Regions from separate parts of the Homo sapiens genome. Here region 1 is linked to region 2. A link is a loop called in an ENCODE intact Hi-C map of the cell type or tissue named here. Cell type or tissue: dorsolateral prefrontal cortex. All regions are shown on one strand. Each heading gives the region's core, and the rest is flanking DNA. Links, peaks and the distances in the headings are about the cores only. Region 1 has its middle 23 kb from the start of TPRG1. Region 2 has its middle 76 kb from the start of LINC01991.

The links. A loop is a pair of places that touch in the nucleus more often than their neighbours do. Peaks named below come from ENCODE experiments on the same cell type or tissue, not always from the same donor. Only the 100,000 strongest peaks of a DNase experiment are listed, where the experiment ranks them.
Region 1: it touches region 2 in a loop (3.0-fold over the local background); 5 of 110 quality-filtered maps call a loop at or near these places.

The regions. Positions count from the first base shown.
Region 1 is chr3:189,144,523-189,154,296 of GRCh38, forward strand. It overlaps a transcript of TPRG1 not described here. Among named protein-coding and RNA genes, the nearest start is that of TPRG1, 23 kb to the right of the region's middle. In dorsolateral prefrontal cortex, for the core only: a CTCF peak has its summit at 3,680 (motif pointing left); a DNase peak (open chromatin) is centred at 3,669.
Region 2 is chr3:188,047,602-188,057,375 of GRCh38, forward strand. No RefSeq gene overlaps it. Among named protein-coding and RNA genes, the nearest start is that of LINC01991, 76 kb to the left of the region's middle. RefSeq lists an enhancer at 4,594-5,566. In dorsolateral prefrontal cortex, for the core only: CTCF peaks have their summits at 5,003 and 5,203; DNase peaks (open chromatin) are centred at 4,320 and 4,800; H3K4me3 peaks cover 1,675 bases; H3K27ac peaks cover 2,500 bases.

The DNA of each region.
Region 1 (9,774 bases), core at 2,731-5,230, 1.1 Mb after region 2:
CAATAGCCCTGGAAACAGCTAATATTTTGGTAGATTCACAGGATTTTCTCTTTTAATAAAGGGGATTACTTGCATCTTATCACAGGACTAAACAGTGAAGCCAGGAAATAGTATGAGTTTCCTACTGGTTTTTGCTGAAATTTTGGAACAGATCATTACACAACTGATTCATGGGTATTTTGAAGAAAAGACACTGATCACTAGAAGTTAATAGGAGTTTACCATAAACAGGTTGTGTTAGACACACCCCATTTCCTTTTCTTATTACGCCACACAACTGGTAAATCAGCAGGATGAGGAAGTTTTAGCAGTGGACTTAACACGACCTCTTGTGACGTGATTGCACATAAGCAGGTGAAATATAGGCAGGGTCATGTCTTACACACTGGTTTCACGGGCAGGTGAATAAAAATGACGCTTGAGCCTTGCTAACTGTTCCATGTAAGCTAGAAGGAGGTTTTTGGTGAGGACTAGAAGCCTTTTATTCTGTTCAATATTTTTTGTTAATTACTTGAAAGATTATCTGGAAGAGGGAATACCCAAGTATAAAAATGACACCGGCCGGGTGCGGTGGCTCAAGCCTGTAATCCCAGCACTTTGGGAGGATGAGGTGGGCAGATCATGAGGTCAAGAGATTGAGACCATCCTGGCCAACATGGTGAAACCGCGTCTCTACTAAAAATACAAAAATTAACTGGGCGTGGTGGCAGGCGCCTGTAATCCCAGCTACTCAGGAGGCTGAGGCAGGAGAATCATTTGAACCCAGGAGGTGGAGGTTGCAGTGAGCTGAGATCGTGCCAGTGCACTCCAGCCTGGCAACAGAGGGAGACTCCATCTAAAAAAAAAAAAAACATGCCAAACTAAAACAAAAATCAAATACCATAGACTAACACAAAGAGATGGCGTAATATAGTAAGGAGAAAGAGTTCTGGCATTGGAGAGAGAATGGCCTAACCTTGCAGCTTGTCTCTGACCCCTTGACAGTGAAGTAACATTGAACAGAGACTTACTGTTTCTAAGAGTTCAGTTCCATCACCTATAAGGTAGCAATAGGGTTGTTTGTGATTCAGATCAGATGAGAATTGAAAAAGAAGTGTGTCAACAGCTAGTATCATGCTTGGCACACATTTTCAATAAATTAATAGCAATAACATTAATAATAACAGCAAATTAATATCTAAAATGATCTAGAACTTCTAGAACACAGGACTGAAAACAATGAAGCAAATCTGAACTTAAAAGATATGCGTGGAGATGATATTGGAGGTATCAGGACCATATTTATGACACTCAAGCTGCTAAGAAGTGATTAACACATGTCAGACACTTCAGAAAGTACGTTAATGATGACTTAATTATCTGTGTGTGCTTGAGAAATCACAAAGGAGAATCTTATATTGATATTATATGTGTCTGATATCTTCATATATATGAATGGCTGCCATATTGAAGAGAATATGCATATCTTTATTTGCATTTTTCTAAGAGAAAGCCAGGCTAAAATTGGTAGTAGTTAAAAAGGGAGACAATCTGGATAATATTAAAACCTTTTTCTGTAATAGTCAGAGCTTTACTATCATTGATCTGTGTGGCTTGTGGAACAGGAGACCCTTCATCACATCAGCTGGTTTTCCCTGTACTGAAAAACCAGGCAGTGTTGGTTGCATGATGAATGTATTAAAGCTTTGTTTATGCATTGCCGTGACTAAAGATCAGTTTCATGTTGGGCAGTGAGTTAAATGCTGGTGGCCAAAGGATAAAGATGTGACCTCCACCTTCAGTTAGGTCACAGTTAGGAAGAGAAGGCGCCCGTAAGTCTCTCTGAGGGATCTGAGGAAGACTTAGACAATTACTAGGAATTTTCCAGGCAGATATTCCATTTAAAGAGAGTAGCCAGTGTCAAGGTTAGACGTATGAGACATCATAATGGATTCTCAAAAAAACAAATGTTGTTGGGAGTAGACTTTTCCAGGAAGGCAAGGACCTGCAATGCCCTGTACAGAGTGTCAGGGACTCAAGACGCCTTCCCACTCTGTCTGTTGTATCTTGTACATACCCATGTTAGAGCACTGATCCCCCATATTATAATTGCTGTGGATGCATCTCCTCAACACACTACAAGTTCCTTGAGGGCAGAGACCATGTTTTATATATTCTTGTATCTTCACTGCTTACCCTGAGCTATCCACAGTTTACATACTAAATAAATGCTAATAAATAAAAAAGTAATTAAATGAAAGCAATATGCATCTCATTTAAAAGATGAGTTTTGGCATGATTTAGGAAGAGGTGTTTGGTTCTTAGAGGTTTCCAAAGCTGGGCTGAATGTAACACCAAGAATCATTTCTAGAGAGTTGTGCCTTTTCCACAGTACTTCTGCAAATGCTAATGCTATTATTTAGTATATGGACACAGGTACTGCACTAAACACTTTTCCTGCCTTATCATTTAATCTGCACAGCGTCCCCTCTGGGGTCCACATGTATTTTCTCCATTTATTGATAAAGAATTTAAGATTTGGAGAGGCTAAGTAACTCATCCAAGGTCATAGATTCAGGGAGTGACACAGCTGGGATTTGAACCCCGGTCTGTTTGACTCCAGAGCCTGAGTCTTAACCACTACACTATCTACAGAAGGAAGAGGAGGGAAGAGTTATCCAGTGATCCCATCTCCAGGGTAGACCCTTGAGATTCCCTGTGAATTAAAAGAGACTTGCTTAGTTAAAAGAAGCTGAGCTCTCCAGAATCTTTCGGCCTCACATTCTAATATAACCTCTGCTCTAGCAGTGGAGAAAGAGAAAATCCATAGGGGTAGGATGAGTTTAGAGGACCTGGAGCATTGTGGATGCAGGTGGATATGGCAGCCACCCCTCCCTGCTCTCTACCTGTAGCACTACTACACCAGCAGACGCAACACTTGGTTAGAGAGCAGAGGAAATTACAAAATAGCCATGTCGGAGGCAGAAAAGAAGTGGAAATTGAGACTCTTCTTGCCTTTGAATGTTTTGTATCGTCTGGGAGACCCACTGGGATGTTTCTTTTTGTTTTTCCTTTCGACTAGGATGTCTTCCATTTGGAAGCCCCTTTGCTTCTAAGAAGTTCCAGAGACCATCCCAGGCCCACAGGTAAGGAGGCTAGGGCGTACCTCTAAGTTCTATCCTGGAAGAGAGGGAAAAGTGACCTGTAGGTCTCCGGCCTGAAAAGCACAGTGCTGTCCAGTGGAACCCAGGGGAGATAGTGATTTTAAAAGCAAGCATGGAATGCGTGGCTGACTTTTGCTTGTTGCTTGAGTCTGGCAGATGGGGGTGGGCAGGAGGTTAAGGAACTTCAGCAGACGCCAGCAGTCAGTGGATGTGGGTGGTCGTTCTTCCCAAGTGCTGAAAAGATGGTCACCTTGCACTTGTGAAGATAAAATTCAAACCTAAGTTTCTCTGTCTTGGAACACAAACAGCATAATCCTTTCTCAATCTTCGAGAGGAGTGTTTTCAAAAAGTAGCAGCATATAGGGAATACAAGGCTGCCTAAGGTTCTGATTCACAGATGTGAATTCTGCCCAGTCAAAAGTCTTGGTGTTTGTAGGATTTGTTTGTCTGCAAGGACAAAGATGAAAGGCAAGTTGCTATAAAACCTTTCTGCTCCCTCCTGATTGGTAAGCAAAAATGTCCACACACTGCCATCTGGTGGGCACTACTGGTCACTGTCGTTTTAATGGGAAAGTTTAAAGTTTACTCTAAACTTAGAAGGGGCCAGGCAACTCCTAGTCTTCAGCAAAACAGCAACGTATAAAACACAGTTCCTGGCTGCAAAGGGCTCACAGTCTAATGGAAGAAACGGACATGCCCAACACGTGGTTACAACTGAATAAGTACTATTTTAAGAAAAGGTGCCGAGTGTTATCAAAGCAGAGGACCTCTCTCTGGGAGTTTAGGGAAAGCCACCTTTGAGCTGAGTCTGGAAGCATGCCTCGCACTGTGGCAAAAAGGAGGAGAAAGTTTATTTTAAACAAGGGGCACATCATGGGTCATTGCATGGTGTGAGTTGTTAGTTCAGCCTGGCTGGTAAGTAAGGAGCATGGCAAGAAGCTATAGAAAAAAGGCTGGGAAAAGTTTAAGCCAGACCATGAGAGGCCTTGACTGCCTGACCCAGGCAATGAATCGGCTCTAGATTATACAGCCAGAATATAAAGGATTCAGATTTGGGTGGTAAAGCAATATGAAAAACAAGTGTCGGTACACACGCTTTTCAAACATTTGGAACTCTCTCATTACTTGAAATCACCTGTGGAAACCCACTATGTGAAATGGATAAAACCATAGTTCTTCTGGTCAAAGCAGAAGTGGGGATTCAGAGCCCGAAGAACTTCCACCATCCCATTTCTCCCGTTCCTGGAACATGCGGATGCCTTTGGGTAATGCCTAAGGCTCAGCAGACTCTTGCTTGACACTGCTGCTGTGGGCGATTGCTTGACCTAATGTGACTATCTCTGCTCTGGTGTTAGCACCAGCTTCGTCCTATCCCTCCTATGTCATAGGTATCCATAAAGTAGGTTCTAGATCTTTTTCTATCTCAGCGCTGTTCTCAAGATTCCATTTATGGTAATCTCTATCTTATTAATAAATTAACGTTCCCAAACAATCTATATGACCTGGTCCCTGGCCCCTAGCTTTATATTGCTAACGGACACGTGTAGGGAGGTGGATAGAAAGCAGCCATCTCTGCAGTGTCTGTTAAGCATCACTGTATGCTGTCTAATGTATTAATTCATGTTAAGTATCTACAGCATATGTGCAGCACAGATAATCTATGATGGAGTTATGAGAAGTTGTTTGATCTTACTCAGGGCACGAAAGTTGTTGCTTTCATTCCAAGAACAGCACTCTGAGAAAGCATTCAAGAGCTTTCTGATGAGTGGCTGAGTTATCAAGATCTCTAGGACTTTCTGTTCTGTGAAGACATGGAGCTTCTAGATGGCATTTGCCACCAGAGGAGAGATGTTAAGAACTGATGAAGAGTGACTGGTCCCCTGATGGGCAAAGACTGTTTTGTTTCAGCCAACGTGGTTATCTTCTGCCCTCTTCAGAACAACACTTCTAGAGGCAAAACACAAATTCCACCCACCAAACAGCATTTCCTCTCATTCTTTCTCTTGTTCCTTGTCTTTACTCACGCCTTGCCCACTCTCTCTGCATGGTGGGGTCAGTTTGCTCTCACTTTCCCACACTAACTTCTCTGTTTCGAGCCTGTGTCCGGAACTGCCTCCTTCTTGCCATCTGGTAGCTGACATCTGCCACATCTTTCCAACCAGAGCCCCCATCTTTTCTTGGAGGCCTTTAAAAAAAAAGATGTTAACTTTCATTGCATGACTTTTCCCAGTACATGATTATGTACGCAGTGTTTTCCACATGGTTGAATAACTACTTTAGCATCGACTCTTGCCTGCTTTACTTAGGTTAATTGTTATTTTCCTGAGGGCACACTGACCAGTGTCCTTTGATGTACCCAGTGCCAAATTCGATAAACAATAACCCAGAATATCACACTTTATAACTAATGAGTTGGGGCTGTTCTATGTTTTATTACAGCAAATGGAAATGCAGTTCTGCTTACTACCTTTGATGAAGAGAGTAAAGTGGAAGTGACTTGGTGAACTTGCAGGCTTTGTAGGGATTTCTTTTTTTGAGACGGAGTCTCACTCTGTCGCCCAACCTGGAGTGCAGTGGCACGATCTTGGCTCACTGCAACCTCCACCTCCTGGGTTCAAGCAATTCTCAAGCCTCAGCTTCCTGAGTAGCTGGGATTATAGGTGTGCACTACCACGCCGAGCAAATTTTTGTATTTTTAGTAGAGGCGGGGTTTTACCATGTTGGTCAGCCTGGTCTTGAACTCTTGACCTTGTGATTCACCCGCCTCGGCCTCCCAAAGTGCTGGGATTACAGGCATGAGCCACCGCGCCGAGATCTTTGTGTGGATTTCTACTGTTGATTTACCTGCTTCAGCTGCGACTGTTCATTTTCATGGCTGTTTCCCTTCATAAAACTGTTAACTCCTTGAAGGAAGGAGACGACAGTGTGAGGCTTGGGACCAGGATCACAATACATGATCAATAACTGCTTTTTAAATGTATTTTCAATAGAGTTATAAGGATTCATCTGGGCACTGAAGACATTTGGGACCTCAGTGAAGTTTCTCCGAGGCCAGATGGTCACATTGATTTTCTGGAATCATTTTGAATAAAAATGAGCGAGGTGGTGAACACAATGCAAGGCTCTCCACGTACTGTCTGGTATTGTTCAACCAGCTCCACGACTCCCTGAGGGCAGAGATGAGCAGATGTTAATGGATAAAGCCAGGTGGGATGATGTTATAACATTTCTCCTACAGCCCCAAATCTCCCAACTCCTGCATGTGTGACCTGAGTAAGACTCGGTGCAAGAAGACATCAGTGTTCCCATCTGTGAAATGAAGGAATTGACCCCCGAGGATCTTCCATTTCTGACAGTGCTTTGGATTTCATTGGTTTTGTCACAGGTACCCCCCAAAAGCCTCCATCTTTGGATAAGTGATTAAAACTGCTGAGTAATTTTCAATTAATAAAAGTTCAGTGCTGGCTCTCATTTTCTTCCAAAGATGTTTGTGGAAAGACCTGTGCAAAACACTTCAGATGGCAACCCACCTCCAAAGTGGGTCCCTTAACACCAGTCGTCCTTCAATAAGCTCAGTTATTCAGAAAAGCAAGTGAGTTTTCCAGATATAAGATACTGTATTATTAGAAACTCACCAATATAGAAAAAGCTGATGTGGGTTGGGAGATAGAGCTGATATCCCAGCAACAGTCTTCTTACTTCATAATCTAAGTATATCAGAGACGTATTTTGGAGACACAAATTTGACCCTAAATATAGCTAAAACCATGCTATAGCAAAGGACTTCGTTGTAAGGTATTACTTTGTGCTTAATTACTGAGGCCATTAAACTCCTTTGGTTGTAAGAAAGAGAAACCTAAAGAGTTTAACAGCCTCAGTAATTAAGCACAAAGTAATACCTTACACCAAAGCCCTTTGCAGAAAGAGAAACCTGGCCAGGCGTGGTGGCTCATGCCTGTAATCCCAGAACTTTGCGAGGCTGAGGCAGGTGGATCACCTAAGGTCAGGAGTTTGAGATGAGCCTGACCAATATGGTGAAACCCTGTCTCTACTAAAAATACAAAAATTAGCCAGGTGTGGTGGCATGCCCCTGTAGTCCCAGCTATTTGGGAGGCTGAGACAGGAGAATCGCTTGAACCTGGGAGGCAGAGGTTGCAGTGAGCCAAGATCACGCCATTGCACTCCATCCTGGGCGAGAGAGCATGACTCCATCTTACAAAAAAAAAATTGATTACTTGATCCTCCATTATATGTCAAGTAATGGAGGATTTACTTTAAGGACACACTTGTGAAATAGTCCTCTCTGTCTTTACTGGAAGCCAGGCAAACCTTAACCATCAGGCCTTACAGAACCTGGAATAGGAGTATGGTCTGGATTGAGCAGATGTGCATGGCTTGGTGTGCTCTAGGGACTGCAGGAGCTAGAGCACAAGGCTCTTATTCTCGTGCTTCACCTTCCATGTGACTCAACTATTTTGTCAGTTTCTGCTTCCCTTAAGATCTGTTTTTTTTTTATGTTACCAAGGTGAACCATTTACTTCATTTTACAATATCTGGAGAGAAATGGTCTGAGGCTGTTTAATTACCATAGTCCCTTGAGGAGTTTTCCTTCAAGTCACACCATCGTTGCTGATTATCCTATATTTTGGCAACTCTTGGGCCATGGGCACTTCCTAGTCCAATCAGCTTTGGCCAGAGGCAGATTCTACTATACAGACATGGTCATCTCCAAATTAGAGGGAACCCCCAGCTCCAAGTGAAGGGTACATGTGGACGGTTTCCTTTATAAAGGGATGTGTGATGGTGGGACAGGCATGTCTGCTGCAGTAGGAATGTTTCATTTGGTAGAGAGGAAACATAAGAAAAAGTAGGATTGGTACCCACCATTATTATTAAAAAGTAGGATTGCTACCAGCCATTATTATTAAAAAGTAGGATTGCTACCCGCCATTACTATTAAAAAGTAGGATTCCTACCCGCCATTATTATTAAAAAGTAGGATTGGTACCCGCCATTATTATTAAAAAGTAGGATTGCTACCCAACATTATTATTAAAAAGTAGGATTGCTACCCTCCATTATTATTAAAAAGTAGGATTGCTACCCTCCATTATTATTAAAAAGTAGGATTGCTACCTGCCATTATTATTAAAAAGTAGGATTGCTACCTGCCATTATTATTAAAAAGTAGGATTGCTACCTGCCATTATTATTAAAAAGTAGGATTGCTACCCGCCATTATTATTAAAAAGTAGGATTGCTACCCGCCATTATTATTAAAAAGTAGGACTGCTACCCGCCGTTATTTGCACAGCTACCTTATGAAAGTAGTTTCACGTGTGTCTTAGATCACTTTAGAGGAAAGATATCAGACAAAGAGACCTGAAATAAATGGGAAAAACTTTTGACTTAAATGTAATATTCCTCTGACAGTGTACAACGTAAGTGGAGTTGGAAATTATGCCAGAGAGTGAGTTTGCCATCGCCAGGCTTTTACAAATGTCGTCATCCCTATGTATTGAGCACTGTTTCAGTGTGCAGATACTGGCTAGTACTTTTTTAAATAAAGATTTTATTTTGAGTAACCTGGCTATTAGTCATAACCTGTCTTAATTCACCTTCCCTAGAAGTAGAACCTGAGAAGGAATTTGGGTGCATGTGGTTTATTGAGTTTACACTCTTAAAAAACATCACCAAAGAATGAAGAAAACAGAACAGAGAAGAGCTAAGCAAGAATGTAATCATAGGTAAAATGCAGTCTTATTCTGATTCAGAAGAATTATGTAAAATTTGCACTGGAGAATTGTTCCAATCTGAGGCAAGGTATCTTGGATTTGTGGCCCCTGCATCACTCAGTCATTGGATGTTTGGGGTGAGGGGTGGTGTCACTCCCCAAGTGTCTCGGGGTGAGCCAGCTCCCATCAGCCCCAGGTAATTCTTCCTAGATCAAGTGTGTAAACTGTTAGCTGCAGCACCTGCCATAGCCGGGAGATGGGTATCCAGCTGGCAAATGGGATCTGGGTGGAGCATCAGCAGCATCTGCTGCAGGCTTCCTTGAGTCTACCTCAGAGAGCTTGTTGCAGGCCAGAAACTCTGGCTCGTATAGGCAAAAAGCAGAACTGATTGGAAGGAATAGAGGGCTGACTGATCTGAGAGACAAGAGGACCATATCTGGACTATGGCAGAAGACAAGGCAATCTTAGAGGACTAAGAGGACCAAGTCTCAGAAGCCTGTCAGTACAGTGAGGGTTTTTAAGCAATAATTGCTGGCCAGGACAGCATTTTGACTGGATGCCACTGGACATCATTGCAGCCATTCTAAGTGAGTTCCCATCATCTCTCCAAAGCCAGCCCTTTGGGTAGAAACACCCAATTGGCCAAATGTAGAGCACACATTTATCATTAGCATGCTTTAAATGGAGAGAGGATGAGGCAGCTGCTTTTTTCTTGGATGGAAGGAAGGCATTGCATCTCACCAATAACTCACATCATGCGATATTCTTCAGCAATTGGAAAAGGAGTTTGATGCTGAAGAGCAAAACCTGAGAGACAGCCAGAGTGTCTCCTGAAAGCTGGCAAAGTGAAGATTATTACCCTTATTTTACGATTATAAAAACTGAGGCTCAGAGAA
Region 2 (9,774 bases), core at 3,975-6,474:
CTTCCCAGCAACCAGGATGTGGGAACTAGAGCAGCCAGGGATGATGAATTCTGATCCTCACTGAGAAAATGGAGCTTCAGTATGATTAGGGAGCAACAGAGTGCTCCAGTATCATCAATGAGCAAGAGAGTGCTCCAGGATGATGGGTGAGCAACATAGAGCTCCAGCATGATCAGTGAGCAACAAAGTGCTCCAGCATCATCAGCAAGAAAGAGTGCTCTGGTGTGTCTGGTGAGCAGCTGCAGCACTAGTGGAGATGCCAGTTTCAGAGTAAACAAGCACAGATTAAAGATTCTCTGTGATCAGTAAGTCGGGGTCTAGAATAACTGATGGGCATTTCAGTCCAGATCACACCATGAAAAACCAGAGAAATGGGACCCAGAGGGGAGGATGCTAAAAACTCCAGGACTCTTCCTCTAGCCACCTGGATGCCAGATCCCTGCCCCAGATCCTTTATAATTGGCACCAGAACTCACAGTGCAGTCTCTGTTTCATTCATTTTCTATAAGATTATGCAGGAGATGGTATTTAGGTCTCATTCCAGAGAGTGAGCTCAGGCGTCCTCAGCTAATTTTCATTGAGGGTCAGGCTAAAGAATATCAGGGCTTGTGCTATAGAAACCTGGGCCAGGTGAGTTCTATCTGGCATCTAGAATCAGGGTTCTGCTCCCTGTATAGGCAAACCTGGGAGACAAACTGTCCCTGGAGAATTCTGTTTGAACAGGCTTGCTTCTTTTTGCATGAGCTGTCTACTGGATGAGGAAAGTCCTGATCATTACTTGTATAAAAACATCGCAGAGGAGAAGGATACATAAGAAAATGGTATAGTGGTCGGCTTTGAAAAGGAGGACATCTAGATAGTTGGGGAAAGGTTGAGAGGAACATTTTTATTGTATTCCCTTTATACCTTGTGATTATTTTAAACTGCTTATTACCAAATCAAATAAATGGGGTGAATAATGAATGGTTAGGTAAAATTAAAATGAAAAACTGAGGAGATTTGCCAGTGACATTTCTCTGAGTTGGAGACTGAGCTAGCTAGCAGACAATTTGGGTGGTAAATCAAAGGGTCCTGAGAAGAATTTTGCTTCACATAACAGAATGCCAGCCATCATATAAGTCAGTTATTCTGAAATGCAGTCTTAAGAGTTAAGATAATATTTCACTTGGCTGGGCATGGTGGCTCATGCCTGTAATCCCAACACTTTGGGAGGCCGAGGCAGGTGGATCACTTGAAGTCAGAAGTGTGAGACCAGCCCGACAAACATGATGAAACCCCATCTCTACTAAAAATACAAAAATTAGCTGAGTGTGGTGGCGCATGACTGTAATCCCAGTTACTTGGGAAGCTGAGGCAGGAGAATCCCTTGAACCTGGAAGGTGAGGTTGCAGTGAGCCGAGATCACGCCATTGCATTCCTGCCTGGGTGGCAGAGTGAGACTCTGTCTCAAAAAAACAAAAAACAAACAAACAAAAAAAGATAATATCTCATCATAAAATGCTCATATATTCCCTTAAAAGGGAAGAAGTAAATTTATTGTTATCTAATACAAATTCAAAATTAGCCATAACCACAACCTATTGGAAGGACAGGGGAACAACCAGTTTCTCCAGGACTAGAACTGTATCTCTGTGGTCCCAGGGGTCACTGTCTGCATTGTCAAGGAAGAAAAGTTTGGTAGGAAGCAGGATTTGCTACCAAGACGCACATGATCAGCTCCTCAGCTGCAGCGCCCTGTGGCTAGGAGGCAGGGGCCAGGTGTGAAGATCAAGTTCAGGTCCCTCAGAATTCTATTGCTGAACTGGCCATGCTGGGCAGTGGGACAGCAAGACTGGCCAGAACCCAGATCCAGAACACAGACAGGAACTCACTGCTATCCTCCAGAGCACCTTGGATTTGTCTCTGGGACAAAAAGCTATGCCTGCTCTCTTTGCAACAGGAGCCCAAAGCACTCTGCAAAAGCCTCATACTCCCTAGGAATAGTGATGCCTTGATGGAGGCAGGCATCCAAAAGGAAGGGAAAGAAGCCATGGAGGGAAAAGCTGGGGAGGAAGTTACTGCTCTATTATCATCAGGTGTGAGACAAGCACAGGTGTCTAAATAGTGAATGCCTTACAAAGGACAGACTCTTTGAGATAAGATGGCATCCGAGAGCTTTTGCCTTTCAACCCTGGGTGCTTTTTGGAAACCTGCCAGGTCTCCAAGTCCTGAAAAGGGATTGAAGTTTAGGTTTCTTAACCATATCTGAACACAATGACTTGTGCAAGCCTCAAAGTAAAAAGAGAACTGAGCTAACGTGGCCAGTCCTAGTCCTTTCTGGGGAAGGGTCACTCGTTCAAAAAGCAGCCAGCCTCTAAGATGCAGCAGTGCTTGAAATCCTGAGATCTAGGTGGCTGTCTGGAGAGCCAGGCCTCCAGTGCTCAGGAAAGGGCCACAACACCGCCAAAGCTCTGCTGCAGGAAGTGGTACTTTCCTGGCTTCACCAAAGCAGGGCGAAGGATGCCTCTCCCTTCTGCGCCTGATACCAGATCACAGTTGCTGAACCACTGTACCGGTCACATCTCTTTCACGCTTAAAAGCTTTCGGTGGCTCCTGGCTGCCAATCACTTCAATTTCCTCCTCCCTCTGGGATTCAGTGCCCCCAAATGTGGTGCTCAGCCATTCTCCAACCACAGCCCCTCCTCTCCCTGTTGCACTAATCCACTTGTCCATCTCCCCACAGACACCAAGTGAGCCCCAAGATTTCCTGCCACCACGTCCTGCTCAGGCTAGTTCCTCCCCCTGGAAGCCATTTCCCTACAATCTCTCAAAATGTCACTTTTTGGACTTTTAACTTTTCTTCACCCCAAATTCCATCTCTTCTATAAGAGCTTTCCTCATCTACTGCTGTGGACACCTAGTCAAGAGCAATTTCTTTCACCTCAGACATCTCTGTTTTTCTTAGAGCTCATAACTTTCTTTTTTATTTCCTTTCTTTTCTTTCTTTCTTTCCTTCCTTTCTTCCTTCCTTCCTTTTTTCTTTCCTTTTTTTTTCTTTCTTTCCTTTTTTTTGACAAAGTCTCACTCTCTCCCCCAGGCTGGAGCACAGTGGCACAATCTCAGCTCACTACAACCTCTGCCTCCCAGGTTCAGGCAATTCTCCTGCCTCAGCCTCCTGAGTAGCTGGGAGTACAGGTGCCCGCCACCACGCCTGGCTAATTTTTGTATTTTTAGTAGAGACAGGTTTTCACCATGTTGGCTAGGCTGGTCTCAAACTCCTGACCTCAGGTGATCCACCCACCTCAGCCCCCCAAAGTGCTGGGATTACAGTCGTGAGCCACCACACCTGGCCATAACTTTCTTCTTTGTGTTTGGATTATTGTGTGCTCCTTGTAGCTTTGCTCTGGATGGTAAACTCCTTGGAAACGGAAGTTTCCTCTTGCTTTCCATGACTTACTTCTCCTTGTTGGGTTGAGCTGTATGTTTGGGACAGACTAACTTGAGGAACTAAGTCCATGATGACTAGAGGAGCACTGGTTAGCTGAAGGTCTGCCAAGCTTGCTGTAAAAATATTTCAGCTTTAGGTGAGGAGCTGCACTGGCCAACCTGCTTCCTTGTAGCTCCAGGGTTTCATGCACGGGGTCTATGAATAGCCAAAGCAAAAGGCCACACTAAGCATCTTTTCTGCTCCTATCCCCAATCTTGAGTTCAGAAAGATCTGCTAGGGATCAGTGCTTTAAATCATCTCTCCTCACTCCCTGTAGAAAAGCCCTCCTTCCAGGAGCTGACTAATGCTTACTGTCCTTTCCCAAGGAGCACTTTTTTTTTTTTTTTTTAGACAGATTGTTGCTCTGTCACCCAGGCTGGAGTGCAGTGGCGCGATCTGGGCTCACTGCAACCTCTGCCTCCCGAGTTCAAGCAATTCTCCTGCCTCAGCCTCCTGAGTAGCTGGGATTACAGGCACACACTACTACGCCCAACTAATTTTTGTATTTTTAGTAGAGACGGGGTTTCACCATGTTGGTCAGACTGGTCTCCAACTCCTGACCTCGTGATCCACCCTCCTTGGACTCCCAAAGTGCTGGGATTACAGGCGTGAGCCACCGCGCCCACCCCAAGGAGCACTTTCTGTTGCTTTCTGGGCAGGCTGTGTTTTTACCCTGTGCCCATCTCTCTCTCCCTGGCCCTCTGGTCTGCCCGGCACAGGTAAGGAGTCCGAGAGTCACCCTTCTCCTATGAGTATTCCGGTGGCTGCTGCTCTACCCTTGGGAGGTGGAAAAGGCACCAGCACAAGGCTTCCCCCGCCCACTCATCTCAGCTTCTTGCTTTCTGCACTGGGCCGTGTGGGGTGCTGGGAGTTTCGTGATCACAAGGAAAAGAGATGCGGGCGCCAGGCAGGGAAGGAGGACAAAGAGCAATCCCCTTATTCATGCATTCTTCAGGAAAAAGAGAGAATTTGACCTGAGCCTATTTTCCGAATAATTCGGCATCAAACAGCAATGAGGCCTGGGACTTTGCCAAGTCTTTGTTTTGTTTTGTTTTTTTCCTTTCCTCCAATCAGCCCAAGGCAATGGGGAGTGGGAGGGGGTGGAGGGGTGGGGGCTACACGCACACTGGGGCTGAGAGGGAATGCTGAGCCTGCAGAAGTGGCCCATTGACAGCTCCTGCTCACAGCAGAGGGGCGGGTGGCACCCCCAGCCTACCACCACAAGGGCAGCTCTGTCCTGTGGGCACAGGGCTCCATCCCAGCCCCACCGGCTGGGAGAGAACAACATTTCCTTATAAGGCCCCGACCGCTTTGCCAAGGCTGGATGGCTCCAACAGACTGTAGCTTTCCATTCTCCTCGTCAGCTCCAGTGCAGGCCTTGAATGTAGCCCTTGTTGTCAGGCTCCTCCTCTCCTCCACAGCCCCCACCTCACCTACTTCCACTCCCTGCCAGAGCTAGCCCCACTGGCGCAGGATAAACAGCCCAGAGGCCTCTCCCACGCAGGGCCTGCCTCGGTTCAGGCCTGCTGGAGGCAGCACAGGGTAGCAAAAGGAACGTGGGAGTCACAGTTTCGGCTGTCCCTGTGCGAAGGGAAGGCCCTTTTCCTCATCTGGAAGATGGGGCTCTAATGGCCATGGGGTCCAAATTCTTTGCATTGTATTCAAAGTCCTTCCCAGTTAAGCTGCAGGTTAACTTCACTGTTTAACTGCCTTTCCATACCTTGAAGGCCAGATTTCCCCTAGCTCTTCCTGTTTCCCCCAAACGCACCTTGCTCACACAGGCCTCCACTGCTTCGTGCACGTGTTTTTCTCTACCTAGGTATTTATCTGCCTAGGTCACTCATCCTGCAGGCCCCACGGTAGGTATGCCTTCCTCCCCTCCCCAGGAAAAAGGAATCATTGCTTTCACTTCGCTGCTCAACATTTGTTTGCACCTCTCTTACAGCTTTTCTGTTTTGCAATTGCAATGATTTCTTTACCTGCCTGTTTCCTCTATAAGATGATGAGCTCCTCCAGGCTCACATGCTCTCCTCTTTCTTTATGTCCATGAGCTCAACCCACAGTACCAGGCACATAATCCAGCTTCACAAAAGATTGCTGCACAAATGCCTGAGCACACAGTGTTGCGTAAGTTCAAAAGAGACAACTATAGTGCAAATACTTGTAAACTATAAAGTGCTGTTAACCCATGAAATGTAAAACTTTATCTTGCTACCCTCCACTCTAATTCTACTGTTTGTCACACTGTTACAGCCCTTTTCCCTGTCTGACCAGTTCTGTATCCAGAATTCCAGGCTCACTGCAACCCCTCAGGAGGTTAACATCTATCACTAAGCCATTACTCATCTTTAGAATCCCAGTGTTGGGGGCTAAAAGGTATGTATCCGAATGTTGCCATACTAGAGTCCACAGAGGCCCTACAGACATACAGTGGCTAAATGGAGAAGCTGTGAGTCCCACTTTTACTATTTATTCATGCTAGGTTCCCACAGCATTCTGGGGGGAAAAATCTGGTGGCTTTAAAAGTTTGAAGCCCACTGATTAATGCTGTCTCAACATATGACAGTTGAAACAACTGAGCCCCCTAAAAGAAAAGCAGCTTTCCCCACATCTCATGTGTTAGCCACAAACTCAAGACCATACCCGGGATCCCCTACTCTTGCTCACCACAGCCATTGCCCTGCTTAGGGCAGAGTGATGACGGATGCAACTGCGTATCTGTCAAGCCGAATGCTTATGGGTCAGGGATACCTCAAGTTCCAAATAAAGAATTTCAGTCTCTGCCAAAACAAATCTTTCTGAATTGGAGATTCTGCAAAAATATCAGGTTAGGGATTTGCAAGCTCAGCACGGTTAAGTACTATAGTAAGACTGTCCCTCTATTCTCCAGGATCCCAGCAACTGTTTCAAAGAGAAATCTCCTATCCCAAGATAAATTAGCCTGTTCTCCGTCCACATAGGGAAGTTTTTCAGAGATATGTTTGTAAAGCGAAACCCATAGTTGATCATGAACCATGTTCTAACACTATTTGCCACAGAGCCAAATTCAGGATATAAGATGGTTCTGCCTTGGGCTCCATCCAAAAGGCTTAAGTTACATGAATACTAAAAATACTTTATTATAATGAGATTTCTGTGTTAGATGCCTAAGGGCAGACTGTTCAGGAAGCAAAATGAAGCCTAAGTAATACTGGGCAAGGACATAGGAGATGAAGCTCTAGTACCAACTCTGATACTTACTGTGAAACTTAAAGCAAGTCTTTATCGGCCTCGATTTTCTCCACTACAAAATGGGAACGATGATACCTTCACATTCTTTTCCAAAGACAGTAAGAATTAGATCAACTGAGACCATGAAAGTGAAGGTACGTTATGACATCAACCAAAAAAATACTGTGCCTAAATAAGAGCTAGTTAATCATAGGCAGTGTTCCTCCCTTTGGGCTGTTCTTCTGGGTACAGAAGAGAAAAAGCTTCCCTCTCCAGCTTCCTGTAATGTTTGCTCCAAACCCTAGCTCCCTCATGGCCACTGGCAACCATACTATTGCTGATCACTTTCCAGGAAATCGAGAGGAGTTAGGGCACTCCTATTAGATTTGCTTCAAGACGCTGGAGAGCAGACAAAGGGAACCATTCTGTCACCCTGTATTCTCTTCCCCTTCCTTCCTAGGTACAAAGAGAAGGGATTTTCCACTTGCAGGCTCTGGGCAGGCTGAGTGAATTTGGGAAGTTGTTTCTCTTCACTGAGCCTCTATTCCCCATTATGTATAATGAAAAGGTGAAACAGAATGGTATTTAAGTTTAGGGGTGGCCACGAAATTTACTGTCAAAACAGGGACACTTTTAAGAATGAAAATATGAGGCCAGGAGCGGTGGCTCACACCTGTAATCCCAGCACTTTGGGAGGCCGAGGCAGGTGGATCACGAAATCAAGAGATCGAGACCATCCTGGCCAACATGGTGAAACCGCATCTCTACCAAAAATACAAAAATTAGCTGGGCGTGGAGGCACACGCCTGTAATCCCAGCTACTTGGGAGGCTGACACAGGAGAATCACTTGAAACCTGGAGGCAGAGGTTGCAGTGAGCCCAGATTGTGCCACTGCATTCCAGCCTGAAGACAGAAGTGAGACTCCATCTCAAAAAAAAAAAAAAAAAAAAAAAAAATTATAATTAAAAAGTATACCAGGATGACTACTGCAAATAGGACTGTCCCAGCCAAGCCAGGACATATGAACACCTTAGTAAGCCCCAAAGCCCCATTTCAAGCTGGGCTATTACTAGGAAAGCAAAACGACCTTGAGAAAAAGAAAGTTTAGTTTCTTCAGTATCACTTTAGCCACACTGAACTTGTGACTGGTTCTACATGTTGTTTTTACGTTTTTCTTAGTCGTTAAGGACACACGCAAAACTAAGTTACACATAACTTCATATGTCTGCGTATTACAAAGTATTTCTATATCCTTTGTCTTCTGCAACAGTCCTGGGAGGCAAACATGGGCAGGTGTTAATCTCACTTTAGAGATTAAAAAGAAAAAGGTTTAAAGGAAGTCAAGGACTTGCCCAGGGTCATGGATCAAAGAGAAACAGCCCTGTCTGGACTCGTGGGCCCATGCTTGTTCCATTGGACCATGTTAATAAGGGAAGCACTTAATTTGCAAATATAGCCCGGCTTTATGAAGGCCAACTTCCATCCAGAAAGTTACTTCTTCTTCCATGGCAATGATACTCAAAGTACAGGTGTTTTCTAGACATGCTGTGAATGTTGTCAGAATCAAAATGGAATCACTTGTGTTAAGAACCCTGAAAATAGAATTAAGAAAGGCCATGAAGAAACGGTTCTCATGCATGAATGCCTGATAACAAGAACTATCACAAAAGACTGCAAAAACTACAATCTTGCATAAATGTAATCTTACACACACACACACACACACACACACACATACACACACACACACAATATTTTTGCAAGGAATCTGCCCAGTAACTGCCTGTCTATCTTTAAACTGGCACCACCCTTTTTACTGATCTGTGTAGCCAAGAATACTACGGCATGCGTATTCCCATTGAAATACCCTATTTCTGAATAAACATTTTTTTTTCTTTTAGAGAGCCTCTCTCTGTTATCTAGGCGGACATCTTGAAACTTAAAGCTGGCCAAGGTCTTAAGAATCAACGAAATTTGCAAATGAGAAAACTAAAACCCAGAAAGAATATCTTGCCCAAGGTTATTCATCAAGACCAAGATTCAAGTGGGATTTAGATTCCCAAACCCCTCCTTTAGCAATCTTTCAATATTAGCTAACATAAATATACCTAGGAAAGTAAGCGTAATCTATATCCCTATACACCTTTTCAAAGACAGATTACTTTTTGATTTTCTAATGTTGAGAAACCTCAGGCTATTTCTTCCTTCCCTTAGCTTGGAGAAATGAGAGTGAAAGGTATTTAAATCTAAGGCATTGCAACAGCCACAACTTATTTCTCCTCCCTGAACTTCCAGAGAAGACTAAAATGAAGTTTCCTAATGGTCAAACTCCCATAATTCAAATGTTTACCAGAGTCCTGAGGGCAAAACCAAAAAGGGCTTGCTATGCAGGAATGGTCACTCAAAAAGTGAGCAACGACCTTTTGGTTTGAGTTCTGGTTCAACTACTCCTTTGCAGCACAATCGTGACCAAGATGTTTTCCCTGTCTGGCCTCAGTTTCCTTATCTATTAAATAAAAGAATTGTATTAGGCAATGTTTTAAAATGCTTCCAGCTCTAGCAATCTATGAGTATCCAAACTGCACATGTAGATTTGAGTAGGGGTTTGATCAAGTCCTTTTCTGTCCCTTAATGTCATAGGAGTCAGAGCCCAGGAGAAGCACCATCATTACCTCTTGCTGGAGGATATTTTGTGCCTCTTATTTGCCTTCTGCTCCTTTTCCTGCTAATTAGCACAAGTAACTACCTATGCCAGCTAAAAGAGTCAAAAAGGCTGGTCACCCTTTCCAGTACAAACCAGGAGTGTTTAGCTAAATCAAAGGCATTAACCAAGATGCCTAATTTGTTGGCTCCTCATAAATTAATACAACTCTGGGAAAATTTGCTCAAAGCCTGATAATTTATTTCTTAATTTATTAACTGTGCAAAGATTACTGCTGTATATATTTGTCTTTGTCAAAGTAGCTGAAACTACAAGGCAAAATAATGACTCCATGACATTCATTGATGTCACTGAGTCCAAAGGCCCCTGCAAGTGTAGGAAACTTTCCAAGACATACAGTAATAAATTGATTTTTTGTTTGTTTATTTGTTTTGT